2 separate regions of the Homo sapiens genome follow, and region 2 is linked to region 1. Evidence: chromatin contacts called from ENCODE Hi-C or POLR2A ChIA-PET data. All regions are on one chromosome and are shown on one strand. Each heading gives the region's core, a stretch centred on a gene start or an enhancer-like site at or near the end of the contact. The rest is flanking DNA. Distances are from core to core; before and after follow the strand shown. Region 1 holds the start of SHC3 (SHC adaptor protein 3). Region 2 overlaps SHC3 (SHC adaptor protein 3).

Region 1 (5,373 bases), core at 1,357-3,856:
ACTATGAATACTACTGCTGATGCTGCCAGTAAGTCACAAACCTTACAGCAACAGATTGTCGACGCAGAGCCGTCTTATTTTCGTACATTCATCATTATTTTGCCACATTTGACCTTTCAAACTTGATGCTGGCCTTCCTTCTTTAAAAAGCAAAAGCAAAGTTCTAAGCAAAGTGATTAAAACAAAAATTTAAAGCCATAAGTTTGAGAATTCTCCCTCAATTTGAAAACTACTCTGTTTAATATGACAGGTAGAAAAAGCTTTGCCAAGGTCTATTTGTCTATTTGAAATGTAGGCTTTTTAAAACAGCAATTATGCTAACACCCCAGAAGTAAACACAACCTCAAAGCTGTCAGGGATTTTTGGTTTGGTTTGTTTTTTTCTTTTTGTTTTGGCCCCTGGTTATATAATTTAAATAAGCAAAACAAGAAGAATATTCAGTACCTCTTAAAATAAACTCAACCAAATATGCATATATTATGCTCATCTATACCCCTTTGGTAAAATATAATAATCCATAGTTTGAAGGTTAAATTAAAAAGCAGACTGAAAAGGTGAAGAAGCCCTCTTTTAACAACAATGGCCACATTCATCTGTAAGTACTTTTTATATAGTTAAAGGCAATCCACAAAGTTAAGTATTTCTGTTAATATTTTGGTTCCGAAATTACCAGACACTGCATTTTACCTGAGGATGTGTTCTATTTAATTTTTACACTGGAATCTGCAGCCAATATTTACGGAACAGACATCCTGGGGGTTTCTCAGTGTTATTGAGGACACGGTGGGGATAGAGTTTGTGTCTCATTTCTTTCTCAATACAAAGCCATGCCTTGGAGTGGCAGGATTGAAATACTGCAACTTCCATCCTTAACCCCTGTCTGCTCGGCTGTGGAGGCTGTTAAAGCTCTGAGCTGCCCAACCGGCAGAAGGAAATAACCGCGTGGCAGATTACTTGAACTGTGCTGAGCATTTTTCCTTAAATATCATAACATGCTTGCATAAGGGTGGAATTTTATTGACTACATCGTGATTTTATCATCTTTGTGTTGGAGGAAAAAACTCCTTTCCAGCCTGTGGCTCCAAGCGCAGCGCCCTAGTTCCCTTTTAGCACATTTAAATGGAAGACTACAGTCACCAGAAAAATAGTCCCAGAATTCTCATTCCGCTGCTGTAAACCAGAACCTTTCCTTAGGGAATGAAAGACAAACCCCAAGAAAACCTGGACTGGGTGAGAAAGTAAAGCCCGTCGAAGAGAAAGCAGCACAGCATTTGGCCTGCTCTGCAAGGAGCTGGGAATTCTTGCTGCGGGGGGCAACAAGATACCCACCCTCCCGCCGGGGAAGACACAGCAGGAGTAGGGCCGCCACTCCGTGCATCTCTCCTCCCGGGGGCTGCCCAGCTCTCCCCAGCGCGTTTCCTAGATACTAGGCAGGCCGGACCCCCGCTGCCCAGGGTTGGGCGCCCATGACACTGGTCAGACATCTGGTAAGCCAGGTGGCAAAGGCGTGCCAAAAAAGTGGAGCCTAGGGAAAACCGGGACGGAGCGGGCCACCCGAGTGGTAAACCTTTTCCCAATGGATGCGGGAAAAGCGCATTTGTAGTTCCCTCCTCACCGCTGTCAAGCGAGCTGATTGCTAAGGAGTGCGCATTTGCTTGCCTCTAACGTGACAGTCGCGGGAGCGCCCCGCACCCCGGGCTTCAGGGAATGAAGGAGTCTGCCCCGAACTGGCCCCAGAACCCCCAGCCCCCAGGGCGGCCCGCGCCCGCACCCACCTTGACCACGTAGGTGACTCCGGGCCCCAGCACCTGGTCGCTGGCGTGCGGCGCCCCCCGAGGGGGCCTGGGCAGCGGCTCGTCGCCGGGCCGGCCCTTCCTGGCGGCGCTCATGGCCGGGGCGCGGGGCGCCGAGGGCGCACTGCCGTCCGGGGCGGCCAGGCTGGGCGCGCTGCAGCTGCCCGAGAGCCGCGCGCCCGCCCGCTCCCGGGCGGCCGACGACAGGCCGCGGAGGCCCGAGCTGGAGAGTTTCAGGTGGGACACCTTGTGGAGCAGGTGGCCCAGGCTGCCGGGCCCATCGTCGGGCGCCTTGCGCAGCGCCTCGCCGGACACCAAGTAGGGAGCCGCCGCCGGGGTCGCGCGCGCCGCCGAAACCTTGCCTCCGCCGCCGCTCACCGACAGGCTGTGGAGAAGGTCATCGACCGATGTCACCGAGTCATTCCTGAAGCGGTTATACTTGGTGCGTGGAAGCATGCCCCTCCGTGGGCTCGCTGCATCCGCCCGGGCGCTGCTGGTGCCGGCCCCGGCGCGGGCTGCCGCGCATAGCAGGCGAGCCACTGTCCCCGGAGCGGGACGGAGAGTGGGGGCCCCGGGACAGCCTTCTGGAGAACGAGAGCAGAGCAAGAGGATGGTGCCCTCCCACCGTTAAAAGCCAGCACAGCGGCGGCCGCGCAGCCCCGGCCCGGGAGACCGCTGCTTGGGGTTGCACGTTTGCTTTGCAAAAGTCATAGTTGCCTCTGATGGAGCGCCCAGCTGCTTGGGGCTGCTCACAGCAAAAGCATGACTCACTCTGAGAGGAGACCCTTCTCAACAAAGGCTCGGTGAGCACTGCAAATCACTTCCTGTAGCAGAAGAAAAAAAAGGAAAAAAAGAAGAAAAAAACGACATCCACCCGCTGACAGCACACTATAGCCAATCAATTCTCAAATTTCCTTTTTCTACCTTCCCAGATATTTCCTTCCAACCTTTGATTTTTCACCTTCCCATCCCCCGCAATCTGCATTTGTGCCAAAGGTAAATCCAATCCAGTTCCTTCAAATCGTCAAATGAACTTTCTGAAACCCATTATTCTGTTAGGTTTTGCTCGTCCCTGCTCAGCCCATCTGTGTGAGCCTGTAAAAGTGTCTAACAGCGATGCGTTAAAATGTGACGAAGGCTTTTTAAGAATCAGATCTTCAGCGAATCCTGATGAATCTTGACTTGGAAGGCAGCAGGAATTTTTAAATAGAAAAAAACAAAAAGGATATTCACCCCCAGGTGACTGTAAAATACCAATTTCCTGGGTTTTGCTTTTTCTTTTCAAATTAACAGAGCAGCGATGACAAGTGTCTTTGTGGCAATGCAGTTCCTCAAAAAAAAAAAAAAAAAAAAATCTGCATATGAACTTCTGCACAGTGCCAATCAAGGGGTCTTCCCTGCTCATTTACAGCAGTCTTTCTCAGCCAGGGTTAAGTTGAATATCCACTTCCAAAAAAGAAGAGTGCTTCTTTCACGAGTGGCAACAGGCTCCAGAAATCCATTCCAAAAAAGGGGCTGCATTTGAAGCTTTAATCCTACTGAATGTGTTTAAGCTCTGGAAAAACGCCTAAGAAATGCTACAAATACATTTCAATGTTCCTTCAGTTGCTGCTTGCAACCCTGCAGTCAGGAAGGAAAAAATGCAGCTGTTCTTATTGCACATCAAATCCACAAGGAGGAAAATATGCCTTCTTTTCAGGAGTCAGGCTCGGGCTTGCAAGTAAAATGCACAGGCCTTCTTCCTCTCAGTTAGGAGAGCAAGGCTTTCGCTGTCCCCAGAGGTCTGCCCGAGACTGAAGCCCTCTGACTCTTGACCTCAGTGGGCTCTGCCAGGCTTCCTCATGCATTAGGATCACCTGCTCCACAGTGAAACACTCACTATCAAAGTTTTCCCGCAACTTCTGAGCAAGCGAATAAATTCAGCTCTAGCACACTCTCAGGTCACCCTGAGTCCTCTCACTCCCATGACCGAACATGTGGGGCACGTGAGGTCCTGAGTCTTGAACCCTGCTCTATGGAGCAGAGTTTAATGAGCGCCACTCATGGCGGGCGAGCGGGTGAGGCCAACCCCTAGGACGCAAGAGCGCAGAGGAGCCGCGGCGTCCCCGGTACAGGAAACGCGTCCCCACGGCTCGCCTCCTGTGCCGCAGCCCTAGCAGAACAGCTACACGGCACTCATTTGTTCCCTTTCCCTAGCTTGCATAGCAACAGCAATTGCACACCCCATAGATGATTTTGATGGTTATCAGAGTCCTCCCCAGATCTGTAGCGAAACAGCCCTATCATTCCCAAAGCGAGATCTTCATTAGATGCAGACAAAAACCGCAAAATGTGAATGAAATGCTGTTTGTGTGAATGAAAAGGCTAGCGAGCGAGCCAGCGTTTCTGTGAATGAAGCAGGGCCTTGCAGCCGGTGCCAGGCAATCCCCTGGGCTCCAGCGGCCTCAGCCAATGAGCGGCCGCCCCGATGACTCATTCAACAAAGGCTTGCTCAATAGTGGAAGATTCCATTTCAATCAAAGGCGGGATCTTTTATCCAACGGCAGTGTGGGAAAAAAAAAAAGAAAAAGAAAAAAAAACACCCAGCCGGATTACAAAGATACCGGGAGGAAGAGGCCAGCTGCTATGGAGAGGAAAAGCTAGTTTTACAAGGGAATTCAAGATCCCTTGGTCAGGTCTAAGTGTGAAGAGGGTCTCTCTTGGAGGTGAGCTGTGCCCCTAAACTTTCATTCAGCCGTTCATTTACATCAAGGAGCAACCATGAATGTGCCAGTCGTTCAGCTTTTATTATGAATGTACATTGAATGCACGTTCAAAACCTAGGTTCCTAGCCCTTGATTCTTTTTTTGTAAAAGGCATGTAGGACACCTGTACACGTTCTGAGGCTCCAGGGAGGAAAAAAAATCCAAAGCTATGTACTTAACGTTTAGCCAACAGGAGACTTTTATTTCTTTTATTATGAGGCCAGTGGAGGGAAATTGGTCATTTTAAAATATAAATAGCAACATAAATTTACTATATATGAAAAGATATATAATCAAAGACAGAAATTAATATTCCAAGAACACAGTAGTACGGTAAAACCTCACTTACCTGGAAAATAGTATCAACATTTTGGAACGTAGCAGAAAGATGGAAAAAGAAAAACCCGAAGGCCTCTCAGCATCAAAAGGAGGCTGTGCAGCCCACACAGAAGCTCACACACCCTACTCATGAGAAAACCCTTTGCCCTTTCTGGGGAGCTGTTCATGTTTATTTTAGACCCTGTACCAGAAAGCCCACATATCTTCTTGATCAACATAGAGACAGATGAGAGAGGAGACCACTGGGACAGAAAATGCTAAATGTAAATGAAATTTTCTGTTGCTGGCTTGCTTGATAGCCATGGAAGGAAGCAGGAAAAAAAAACTCCATTTTAAAGTCAGCCTTGAGATTCACCAAAGCCAGGCAGTCTGGGGCAATTTACAATGAGAGCCTTTCCAGTATGTTGTGGTTTTTCTTTTTTAAATCAATGCTTAAACACGTATTTGCTTTCTATGGCTGCCGTAACAAATGACCACAAAATCAATGGCTTAGAATA
Region 2 (5,373 bases), core at 1,112-3,611, 160 kb before region 1:
CCCAGGAGGAGAGCAAAATGGGCAGGCCAACCTCAGTATGTGGGTGTTGTGAGTGGAATGTACAGGCATAGGGGAGGGGACACAGGTGAGTCCCCCTCACCAACTCTCCATGTCTCCTCCATCAGCAGTGACTAAGCTGGGCACAAATGTCTGTTTGCAGGGTTGTGTGTCTGGGTGGAGCTCTGCCACTGGGTGCGGTACCTTGGTGATCCTCCAAAGTGCCCAGTGGTGGAAGGATGCAGGGGAGAGCCTCCTGCCCTATGGTGGCACACATGGGCCTCATGAGGACACTCAGGGCTTGGGGAGGTGCCCAGGGGAGCTGTAGGGATCTGCTGAGCTGCAGCCCCAGTTTGACCTCACAGGGACATTTCGCACTGAGCTTCAGCGCCCACACAGGAGATGCCCGCCAGTTGCACCAGCCTTCTGGAACACTAATATTCTAGCAGAATCAGGTTTGAAACTTTTGTTCCAACTGTATGGAAAGTACACTCGTGTTAGTATTGACTATCATCACTGCCAATTCTACCTTAAAAATGATTTTTCAGGAGCTCTGCAGCTGGATAGAGGGGTAGTCTCCTTCTGCCTCAGGGAAAAGCCCAGGCTACCTTGGGAACTGTGCCATCTCCATGAAACCTCCAGGACAGCATTTGATGAGTCACTGCTCCAGAAACCACAAAGAAGTCTTCACTCAGCTGCCAGAGTAGGGAGGCCAACACCACCGCACTCAATGTCCCCACAGCCATGACCTCAGTGACCAAAGACAGCACCAGATCGGCTCACAGAGTGGAAGGCCTAGGCCCAGGTCACCTCTGGGAAAGCACAGCTGACCCACAAAACTAACCTGAAACCTGTGTAAAAACCCACAAACCAGAAGCAAAGCAGAGAGAGAGAAGGAAGTACCGCAGGAAAGTGAGCAGTGGCTCTCCCTGAACCCTGCCTGGATGCCAGGGCTCACCTGCCTTGGGCCATCCCAGGTGAGGCTCCTCTGTCCTGCACCAGGTGGAAACTGAGGGTTTCCAGCACCCCTCGGGGCCAGTAGAACACAGTGCTAGGAATCGGAACCTTGAGAGATGGAGGGCTACTTCCGCATTGCCTGTTGTTGCCCTCTAAGACGTTTCTTTTTTAGCCATGGAAAAACTCTGTCACACACAGCCCTACCTGGATACCCAGGATATATGACTTGGGAATAAAATGGGAGGAGGTCGGCCCTGGAGCATTCTCAGGACTCTGCCTGCCCCTGGGGGCTTCCAGAGCAAGACTACGGGGTGGTCTTTCCCACTCAGAACTTGTAAGTCACACGACTTGCCCGAGCCAGAGGTGACTGAATGGGCTGCGTAATTTCCATATTTCCTTTGTAGCGAACAAAGGCACAATGTCAATGAGAGAAGTCAGCTGGTCCTCCAGCAAACAGAACTGAGGCCTCAGTTCATTTTGCTGAGCAGGGAACTCCGCCCCACCCCACATCCCAACAGGGCTGGACCATGATCTTAGCCAAGACCCAGGGCAGGAACCTGAAGAGCCTCGGGCACTATTTAAACACTTTGGCGGTCCTGTCGGGGCTCCAGGAGCCTAGAAGGAGATTCAAGGACACTTCAGTGCAGGAAGGGAGGGTTGGGGGAGGGGGGAAATTCCTACAGTGGGGAAAGCTCAGACCTCCCACTTCCTTCTTCAAAGCCTGCTCCACCAGTCTGGCCACCGTCACCTGTGGCTTTGCGGCGGGATAGGTAGTCAAGGAAGTTTTTGGGACGTGGCAACCGTGGGACGTACAGTCAACACAATAAGCCTCAGCATTCACACTGTAGTCCAGCTAATTCAAGCACAGCTATCTTCAGTAAGGAATTTCCCCCTCTAGAGAGCATGCGCACTTTAATTTTAGTTGTCCTCAGAATGACCCTTTGCTCATCATAATAGCAAAAAAACACAACCCTGGGTGGAGATTTAAGATGCTAATGAGATGTGACTTATGAACAAGCATGTACAGCTACTGCGCATGTGCACCCAGAGGACCATCCGAACATGCTTATAGCAACACCTCCTTATGAAAAATCATGAAAGCCTCCCATAAAGGGAGTCTCCCCTAGTGCCCGTCTTTAAAATAAGTGCCTAGTGCACTTATTTTAAGTGCATCTTATTTATTTATGGATTTGTCTCATCCTTACCCCGAAGCCTGCCCTGAATTCTCTTACGGTGTACTGTCTATTCTGCACCTAACTTTCAAAATATTCTTTCTCCTTTGTAATAAATTGCACTATTTTGCACCTCCCTTGCTGTGTTGTCTTTTGCTCAAATTCTTCTAAATCAAGAAGACAAGAACTGAGGTCTCACAACAACCATAAACAGCTTGGAAGGTTTTTCCAGGCATGTGATGGGTTTGAGTGAGTCAGCCACCCCTGGCCTTGCCTTCTTTGGAAGGGAGGGCAGGCGCAGGCTTCCTCTATGAGAAGCGAACACTCAGGGAGAGAGGTCAGCCTGGGGCCTCAGGCCCACCCTGATCTTAGCATGAGAGCTGATTGCCCTTCAGGAGTCAGCAGCCCAGAATAAACTCTGAGGCCAGCTTGATAAGCCTTATCAACAAGGTCTCTTTGAGTTGCTTACAATATTTTTAATCATCTGAGAAAGTCTCAGAGTAGAAGAAAATCAGATCCCACAGATCAAAGCTGCCAGCAGCTCAGTGGGAAGGAATCAAGCTCCATGCATTCAGAAAGGCTGGGTTTATTTAGGCCCAAGGATGCTTGGGAGCCTGAGAAGCAACTCAGAAGTGTGGGAAATTAAAATCGTTAAGAAATATGCAGCATATTCTGATTTCCCAAATCTGCCATTGAGGCCATAACCAATCTTACTGTTTCTCTTCTCTGCCACAACCTCCAGAAAACTGCTTGGCTTGGGGGAGGTGGAACTTCTTCCTGGCTACTTCTTTTACCATCTATTCTTACATACTTTCCAGAAATTCAGTAGAAATTAATTTTTCAAATTTTATTCATCCAAGCATCTAGATGATCCACTTCTGTGTTTAACTGGCCATAGACAGCAGAACAGAATCAGAAGGTATGACCACATAGAGAAAAACCACTGGTCAAGATATCACAAGTCATCAGTTCAAATCCTGTTTCTACTGCTAATGTGCTCTGTTTGCCTGACAAGTTACCTAACATATCCTTCCTCATTTTTAAAAGGGTCTGTTGCCTAGACCTGTGGTTCCCAACTCTAGCCCCTGAAGGGCTTGTGAAAGTTCAGACTACTGCCTCATCTCCATCCCACACATCCAGGCCCCATTCCGAGTTCCTGACTCAGCAGATCTGGGGTGGGAGCTGAGGATCTCGTTTCTAAGCAAGCTCTCTGATGCTGAAGCTGCTAGATTAATGGCTGGCCTAGAACAGCAGCTCCAGCTGTGGGTGTGATTCGTAAGTTACCTGTAATGCAACAATGCCTTCCCAGTTCACTCAGCCCCCTCTCATGGTCCAATCAGAAACAAACAGCCCCTCTCAGGATGCTCCCCTGATGTGTAAAGGGCATGGTCATCCCAAGCCATTACCCTTGAAGCCCTTTCTCTCCTGGGTGCACAAGCAGCATCCTGTGCATCTTATTTATTTATGGATTTGTTTATTTTTATTTATTTATTTAGAAACAGGGTTTCATTCTGTCACCCAGGCTGGAGTGCAATGGTACGATCATAGTTCACTACAGCCTCAAACCCCTGGGCTCAAGCCATCCTCCTGCCTCAGCCTCCTGAGTAGCTGGGACTACAGGTGCACTCCACCACTCCCTGTGTGCGTTATTAAATACTGCCTGTCCTGCTCAGTCCAGTGCAGTGACAAGTGAGGAGAAGACAGTTTTGAGCACCTGCCACAACTTGGCCTGCCACCTGCTAATGACACTCCTTATAGGAAGTTACTGACCTCTCTGTAAGATGGCTATCGCGAGTCCTGCTTCACAGGACCGTTTTCAGAATGAAAGGATTAATACAAGTGAAGTAGTTAGTACAGTGCGTGGCATCAAGGACATGCTGGGGAACATTTGCTATTCCTATTTTCTTACCCACACTGCACAGTTTAACCTTACACTGGAGGTGATGGCATCCCAGAAGGATTCTGAGCAGGGAATGGACATCAGCAGAGCCTCCTGCAGGGTGGGCTGGGGCTGTCACTGGGAGTCCAGGTGGGTCAGGAGGAAGAGGCAGCTTACAGGGATATTTAGGGGAGTTTGTTCAGCATCTGAATGCAGAGTATGAGAAGAGAGGTGTGGTGTGGCGGGGAACCCAGGAGGGGCAGCTGGGGCTGAGGAGGTGGGGACAACACCTTCCACTGCAGACGCCATGGGCTTCAATTGCCTGGGAAACGTGTAAGTGGAGTTGCCCTGTGGGCAGTTAGAAATACTGGTTAAAATTTTTCCATTAATGACGACACTCCATCAATGACAAAATGATTACATCTGCCCCTTATAAAGGGTCACATTCCTAGAAGAGGCAAAGCCGTCAGATGGGGACATCTTGTGATTAAAACATGAGTTATCCTGGAACAGGTCACACACACACACACACACGTACGCACACACACATACACACACACACAGGGGCTGACCTTTGCCCACTTTCTCACTTCTGCTGGATCCACTGAGAGACCCCACCCCACCTCCAGGCTTGTAGGCTCATGCCTGGATCCAGCCTAACCCAGGTGTGATGTAGACCTGTCCCAGACACAGACATGCTGCCCAAGCCTCTCCTACATTTGAAATTAAGACGTGATCCAGGTCCATCCCAAACCTGAAGGCTGAGCCACAGAGCTGGGCCCACATCAGCCCCCAGGCCTGCAATGTGTAAACTAAAAATAAAATTTGAAGCCTCCCAACCATCAGAATGAACACATCCTCTCAGCCAAGGCCATTCCAAAGTTAACCTGAAAAACTAGGTCAGGCCATGATGGGAAGTGGGGGTCAGACATGCCTCATTATATCTTCCTCCCTTTGGAATTCAGGCACAACTGACCAGCAGTAACATTTAAACAGAGACCTTAAGACTTCTGTAGCAATAAGACACCCAATTCCAGCCTGACTCTAGCATAGCATCACATGACAGATAGCAGGCCCTGAAAGAGATTAAAGTATTTTACCCTAAAATATGTGTCCTTGGCAATATGTCTTTGGCATATTTTGAAATGGCCCTGCAAAGCTGTCTCTTGTGGGGAAAATCTGTATTCTGTAGAGAATCCCTTTCCCTTTCCAGGTCTTTTCCTTTATCCAGGAGAGAATTAAGTAAGAGTCTGGTACCTTTTTAAGTCTGATGAGAAACATTGGCTGGGCACAGTGGCTCACGCCTGTAATCCCAGCACTTTGGGAGGCCAAGGCAGGCGGACCACCTGAGGTCAGGAGTTCGAGACC

Evidence for each region. Hi-C counts contacts between places; a loop is a spot of excess contacts on that map. ChIA-PET counts read pairs that join two places held with the same protein, here RNA polymerase II (POLR2A). Pooled maps may share reads with other maps.
Region 2: a loop to region 1 is called in a map of PC-9, with 5 times the contacts of the local background. The contact joins the enhancer-like site here to the promoter of SHC3 in region 1. A Hi-C loop is called at or near these places in 8 of 168 maps with a recorded cell type or tissue (Calu3, IMR-90, PC-9 and 4 more) and 11 of 50 pooled maps. POLR2A ChIA-PET finds 5 or more read pairs at or near these places in 1 of 52 experiments (WTC11).

The regions. Positions count from the first base shown.
Region 1 is chr9:89,176,212-89,181,584 of GRCh38, forward strand. SHC3 (SHC adaptor protein 3) reads right to left here and starts at 2,607. Exons shown (of 12, transcript NM_016848.6): 1 at 1,776-2,607. The coding sequence starts at 2,249.
Region 2 is chr9:89,020,675-89,026,047 of GRCh38, forward strand. All of the region lies in intron 11 of SHC3 (SHC adaptor protein 3), which reads right to left. Among named protein-coding and RNA genes, the nearest start is that of S1PR3, 32 kb to the left of the region's middle. Within about 2 kb of position 2,362, at least 18 of the 41 ENCODE cell types and tissues checked have a DNase peak (open chromatin) inside an H3K27ac peak, as active enhancers do; they include IMR-90, PC-9 and heart left ventricle, where a contact is called at or near this core.